2 separate regions of the Mus musculus genome follow, and region 1 is linked to region 2. A link is a contact called in ENCODE Hi-C or POLR2A ChIA-PET data. All regions are on one chromosome and are shown on one strand. Each heading gives the region's core, a stretch centred on a gene start or an enhancer-like site at or near the end of the contact. The rest is flanking DNA. Distances are from core to core; before and after follow the strand shown. Region 1 holds the start of Mrpl11 (mitochondrial ribosomal protein L11). Region 2 holds the start of Actn3 (actinin alpha 3).

Region 1 (3,138 bases), core at 373-2,872, 84 kb before region 2:
TCTAGCCAGTGCCCAGATCCATGTCCAGGACAGAACAGGTGCTTATGAAATATATTCCAAACAAGATGAGGCTTCAACCCATATCCTTCTGCTAGAATCTGCTAGACATGTATGAAAATGTCACAATGAAGCTTAATATGCATAACTAACATAGGCTATAAATTAAGAAGAACAAATAAAGCCCAACCACCTCACTGTAATGGGCCTTCTCAGCTTTCCTCCCAAATGAAGAACTTACTTGGATTCCTCTCAAGATACTCACTCCTTCACCACTCGAATGCCCAGGGAACGGGCAGAGCCAATGATGGAACGGACCACAGAAGACAGGGGCACATCTTGCATGGCAAAAGCATCATCCTTAGCTTTGACACAGGCAATCTCATATACGTGCTTCAAACTCACCAGGCCTGCCACCTCTTTCCCTGGGAAGAAGGAGCAAAGAATTCTTCAAGTGCCACTACATTTCTCTGGATACATCAGACTCTCAGGTGCCCACTCTAGTCCTTACCTGTATGCCGGGCCCCCTTCTCGATCCCAGCAGCTGCCTTCAAAAAGTAAGAAACAGTGGGCTGCCCAATCTTGAGCTCAAATGTCCTGTCGGGCTTAACAGACAAAGATACATGAGAATTTCTTGGTTTTCTATCCAGTCCAAGACATTTCTAATGTCCCTTTCCTTCTCCCACCAACTTGCACACCACAAAAGACAGAAAAACAAATCTACAGCACACATCCCTGCCATTTTTATTCCTAGCCCAAATCTCCTCTGGAAGCCCCAGTGAGATGAGAGGTAAGAACCACAATATGGCAGGATCAAGCCAGTTCAGAGAAATTATGGTCTAGGCTTCTGTTTAAATGATAAGTGGAAGGTAGCAACCAAGTTAAGAGTCAGAGAAGCAACCAGAGTGACTAGTTTCAAGGGCCAAGGAAATATATGGGAGAATGGGTCTCTCTACCTTTATAAAAATTTTTGTAGGCAGGGGAATGCCTTCTTTGATGTCCTTTGTCTTCTCGTTGAACTCTTTGCAGAACTGGTTGATAGAGACACCTCGCTATAAGGAACGCATACACAAAGTTAAGTATGGGAGCTGAAGGCTTTCTACCAACCAGGAGCCCCTGTCCTTTCATCTTTGTGTGTGTGGGGGGGGGGGGCGGGGGTATGGGTGTGTGTTGTTATATTTCTTCTACTCTGGTTCTATAGCTTTGGGTGCCAGGCAATTCGTCCACAAGGTACCACTTAATCAGCAACTAGCCAACTTGGGGGTCAGAGGTGCTGAGGTCAAAAGAGGCTCCGTAAGTAATACAAGGACATAAGGCCTGAAGGTGTGAATAGTGGAGACAACGTTTATAAAGGAGACTTCCCCGGCTCCAGCGCACTCTCCCACGTCTCCCAGGCCGGGTTCCGCACACCGCACCTGACCCAAGATGGGACCTAGTGGAGGCCCAGGAATAGCTTGGCCTGCTCGCACGATGGACCGGATCACGCCGCCGGCCTCGGGCTTCTTGAGGGTCCGAGTGGCCCGGCTTAGCTTGGACATGATGTAGGATTTTAATCTTAGCTCGCCTCGGAGAAGCAAAGAACTACGCTCTGGGCGCGGCCATTTTGGGTCAGAGGTGAAGGGCCCTCGTGTTCGGCTAGGGTAAATGAGACCAAAAAAGAGCAGTCTTGTTTCAGGCATACAGCTCTCCAACTAAAGACCAATTACGGAATTTAAGAATTAATTGAACTTTGCGCTCTGAAGGCAGGACGAGAACCTATATGGTTTCAGTACACACAATCCCTCAGCGGTGCGCACAGGCATCACCTTAGACAGCCAAACAGGAGTTCGGGACTTTGAGTCTCCGCACAGCATTGTGGGTATGTAGTTCAGCGCCTTATCCTGCGCCTGCTGTTGGCCGTGTTCTGGGTTGCCATCTGCTGGACACAGTGATATCTTAGCGTTTGATATGGAGCAAGTTATGCAAAATCCCTTGAGTCTTTTGTTTCCTCATGTGGTTTTTCATGGAAGGCAATATGATTATAGACGGGAAATGAAATGGCAGACTGCTGCTCTTGCTGGCTATGAACCTGATTCATAGCTAGACAAAGAGTTAGAGCTAGGATTAGGCTACTGTTTCTGTTACCTATGAAAATCTTTGACACCGCGAATATTATAGGTACCTTTCAGAATTGTTGTGACAGCTCAGTAACACACGTTGAACCAAGAAGGCATTTACCGCTATTTATACAAAGGGAAAAGCTCTTCCCCGCGCTTTTGAAATGCTAAGTTTGTGAATTCTCATCCCAGTCAAACCTGATTTTCCACTAGCTTATTAGGCATACTTTATTGCTTCCCCGTCTTTCATTTTTTCATTGGAAGATGACTTTTTGTGTCTCAGAACTCCGCATCCCGCTCTATTCTGTCCAGGATTCCTGATTATTACTTGCGTTTTAGGGAATGGTATTTGAGCCAGGTGGTGTTTGAAGCCTTTATTATCCCTCCCTAGAGCAATCTTGTGTATCTAGGCACTTTAGGGTAGTAGCAATGGCCTTGGTAGGACTCTTTGACTCACAGACTCTTCCTGACCACACGTGGCTGCAAAGCTCCAATAACTGTAGGTTGAATGCTCCATTATTTTCTCCAACAGTTCAGGATATAAAGTTCTCTGATCCAGTCTCCAGACTGAGACTACTTCGAAGGAACTATCCACTAACTCACTGTTTGCGATCCTTCAGATTCGAGGGGAATTCTCCAGTTTCTTTTTTCTTTTTTTTTTCCTTTTCTTTTCCTTTTTAAAAAATAATTCCTCTCCAGACAACCAGGCAGCCTATTATGTAGCATACCACTTCAAATTCTATCATCTTCCTCTAAACCGCCTCTCACAAACCTCCATTTTTTTCTTTCCTCTACCATTTCCTTGTGTGTGCAATGTACGTTTTTGCGTGTGTGTGGGTGAATGTGTGTGTGGATTTGCACATGTGTACACACACGAGAAGGGCCGAGGCTGATGTTAAGATCCTCTTCCATTGCCCTTCTGAGGTGGGGTCTCTTACTCAAACTAAGAGCTTGCCAGTGGTTCATCTTGTTAACCAGCTTGCTCTGGAGTTCTTATGCTGGCCTGGAACTACAGGGATGTCACCATGCCCAGATGGCATTTACC
Region 2 (2,961 bases), core at 149-2,648:
TGGCTTATTATTATCTTTATTATCTGCACCTTCCGCCACTGAAATCAACTCCAGGAGGTCGGGCATCTGTTTTCACTTGAGTCCTAGGAACAGTGGCTGCTCAATATCTGAATGAATAAGTAGCGGGTGCCAGGCTCTAAAGGAGTTCTATGGCTCTAACAACCCGGATGCTAACGTCATCTGGTTACTGACACCTCAAGTTCTGGGTCCTTTCTTGGTACCAGCGACCACCAGACCCCCTGCTTCTGCCCGCCGACTCCCGGAGCCCAACACTCACGCCCAGCCCTGTCCCAGGCCGCGGCCAGCCAGCATCACCCCCCGAATGCTGGGATCCGAGCGGAGGAAGAGCACCACGTTGCCCAGCAGATTGAGCAGCTGATAAGCAGCTAGCGCCAGTTGCAAGGCCCGGGCCAGTGGTCCCAGCGGGGGTGGCCCAGGCCCCAGCACCATCACGTAGGCCAGCTCCAGGACCACGACGGCGGCCCACAGCGCGGTGAGTACCAGTGGCATCCGCGCGGGCGCTCCTTCTGCGCCCCGAGCTGCCCAGGACTCCCCCATGGTCGGACCCACCGGCTTTCCGATCGCTGGGATCCCACTGCTTCCGCATTGGGGAGGGCCTAGCAGCGAACTGACGTCTCCTGCAACCAATAGGAGCTCCGCAGGGGGTGCGTTGCGCGCGCCAGACTTATAGGGAGGGGCCACAGATACGGAGAAGTGATTGGCTAACTGACCAGATGTTCGAAAATCTGATTGGTGATGCTGCCCAGGTGTCAAAAAGAAGCAGTCCGCCCAGCGTACTGCAGTAGCCGCCCCTGGTGTGGCTTGCTGCCACTCCATGAGGATTGAGTTGCAGCCCCCGGGGCGTCGGGGTTTCCCGGCTCAGCACATTCTCCCTACACTCCTCTACAGCCGCCCCGGTATTAATAGACCTGGCTGGCCCTATCATCTGGCCCTGAGCCTTTCCCCATGCTCGGGTGTCTCCATCACCCTAGAAAACTCCCCAAACAACTTGTTGACTTGCTGTTACAGACTGTGAAATAGAAATAGGGGTCTGTTTCTCGAGCGCAATGCTTAGGAGGGACAGACTCAGGTCCAAGGGGCAGCCTTTAGGATGCCTACAGCCACCACTTGGAATCCACTTAATAGATGAGGAAACAAAGTCCATGGCTGTCCCAAGATCACACAGCAAGTTAACCACAGAGCTAAAATGCGAACCCACTATCTAGGCCAGTAGTCATCCCAGCATCCCCCGCGATTCCGCAATCTTTGACTCCAGCACAATCTCTTCTCTGGTCCAGTTCCCAACCTCCCTCGCCCCCTATCTGGCCCCACCCACGTACCCCATATTTAGTACGAACCCGATCTGGGGGCTGGACCGGGCCCTACTTAACCCGGCCTGAGTGTGCAGGAGCTCGCCCAGTGAAGCAGAGCGGAGCCAAGAGCCTGAGCAAGATGATGATGGTTATGCAGCCCGAGGGTCTGGGGGCCGGGGAGGGGCCCTTCTCTGGCGGTGGGGGCGGCGAGTACATGGAACAGGAGGAGGACTGGGACCGCGACTTGCTGTTGGACCCGGCCTGGGAGAAACAGCAGCGGAAAGTGAGTGCTCACCCATTTCCCAAAGGCAAAAACTGAGGCTGGGAGGCCAGGCAGTTCTTCTCGGGCATCTGGGCAGTTCAAGGTCAGAGCCTGGCTGTAATCTAGAGTGCAGCTCCCCAAACCAGGCTCTGCCCACCAGCTATATGCTGTCCTCAAAGATCAGAAGAGTTCTCATAGGGATTTAGGATATCAAGGACACCGTGGAGTCCCTCAGTGACTCCCCAATAACTTTAAGCCCACTGCCCCTCTTGTGTTGGTGAAAGTGGATTTTGGACAAGGTCCAAGAGACCCAACTCATTCTTGGATGGGAGGTGAGGGGTTCTCAGAAAGTTATGTTCCTTTAGTCTCCAGTTAAGTATCCCTAGACCCCATCCTGAGGAGAACATGCCAGACACACAACCAGTGGATTTGGGGTGTAGGAGAGAACAGCTGTCTCATATTCTTTCCCATCCTCTACTCTGTCTTCTGCTATGGGTGGATCCCTCTACTGGCTTGACAATGGAGGAAATTGAGGCCCAGAAAAGGGCACAGATAGGCAGGCAGCCTGTTGTGTACTGAGGAAGAAAAGAATGCCCCCATCTGAGGGTCTTTGTTCCTTGCCTCACCCCACTCTTTCCCAAGATTCCCCTCCCTGTCTAGAAGCCCTGAGTCTGCTGAAAAGGCCAGAAGGTCAGGAGGAGGGGAGCCCCGGCTCCCCTTACCAGTAACCTAACCCAGGCTCCCACATGGACACTTGTGCTGAGGCAGCGCCTTTGTGGGAGCTCAAGAGGGCCATGAGGGCAGCCATTGCCCAGGCTCAGCCTTGCAGGGCACTGCCCCCTCCTTCCCTGGATCATTTCACCCCTGGCTACCAAGAGGAGGGAGCAGGACACCTGGGTTCCCTGAAGAGAAAATGATTCCATCCGAACTGAGGAATTTTTGGGGTTCTGAAGGCCAGGCTTAGGGTGAGCACCATGAAGCCATGGAACCTGCCTTTTGCCAATTGTGCGTGCTTTTAGGAAAGTAGAGGGCATTGCAGACCTGAGAACCCCAGAATTTACAAGCAGATCGTTTCCGCTGTGTTAGATGACAGGAGCTGACTGCGGGGGGGGGGGGGGGGGGTGAGAAGCCTGAGCTGAATGGAATGAGGCCTGGGATGATCCACCCTCCCCCCCAGCCCCCTCCCCCTCCCCCTGCACCTGTCTCCAAGCATGGCTGTGGTCCCTGAGTTCCTGCAATCCCCGGGTGATGTCATCCCTGCCCCTGGCTCCAGCTGCCCTTTGCTCCTCAACAGCCCTCCCCCTCTCCCTCCCCCTCCCAGATCACAGTCTGTGTGTTCCCACCACAACAGCTGGCAGTCTCTTTCTTGCCTTTGTCATCTAAAGT

What was found. Hi-C counts contacts between places; a loop is a spot of excess contacts on that map. ChIA-PET counts read pairs that join two places held with the same protein, here RNA polymerase II (POLR2A).
Region 1: a loop to region 2 is called in a map of regulatory T cell, with 2.4 times the contacts of the local background. The contact joins the promoter of Mrpl11 here to the promoter of Actn3 in region 2. A Hi-C loop is called at or near these places in 1 of 37 maps with a recorded cell type or tissue (regulatory T cell). POLR2A ChIA-PET finds 5 or more read pairs at or near these places in 2 of 5 experiments (both embryonic stem cell).

The regions. Positions count from the first base shown.
Region 1 is chr19:4,960,790-4,963,927 of GRCm38, reverse strand. Mrpl11 (mitochondrial ribosomal protein L11) reads right to left here and starts at 1,622. Exons shown (of 5, transcript NM_025553.4): 1 at 1,413-1,622; 2 at 954-1,049; 3 at 509-602; 4 at 263-422. The coding sequence starts at 1,535.
Region 2 is chr19:4,876,346-4,879,306 of GRCm38, reverse strand. It overlaps Actn3 (actinin alpha 3), which reads left to right and starts at 1,398. Exons shown (of 21, transcript NM_013456.2): 1 at 1,398-1,596. The coding sequence starts at 1,453. Zdhhc24 (zinc finger, DHHC domain containing 24) reads right to left here and starts at 639. Exons shown (of 3, transcript NM_027476.3): 1 at 278-639. The coding sequence starts at 558.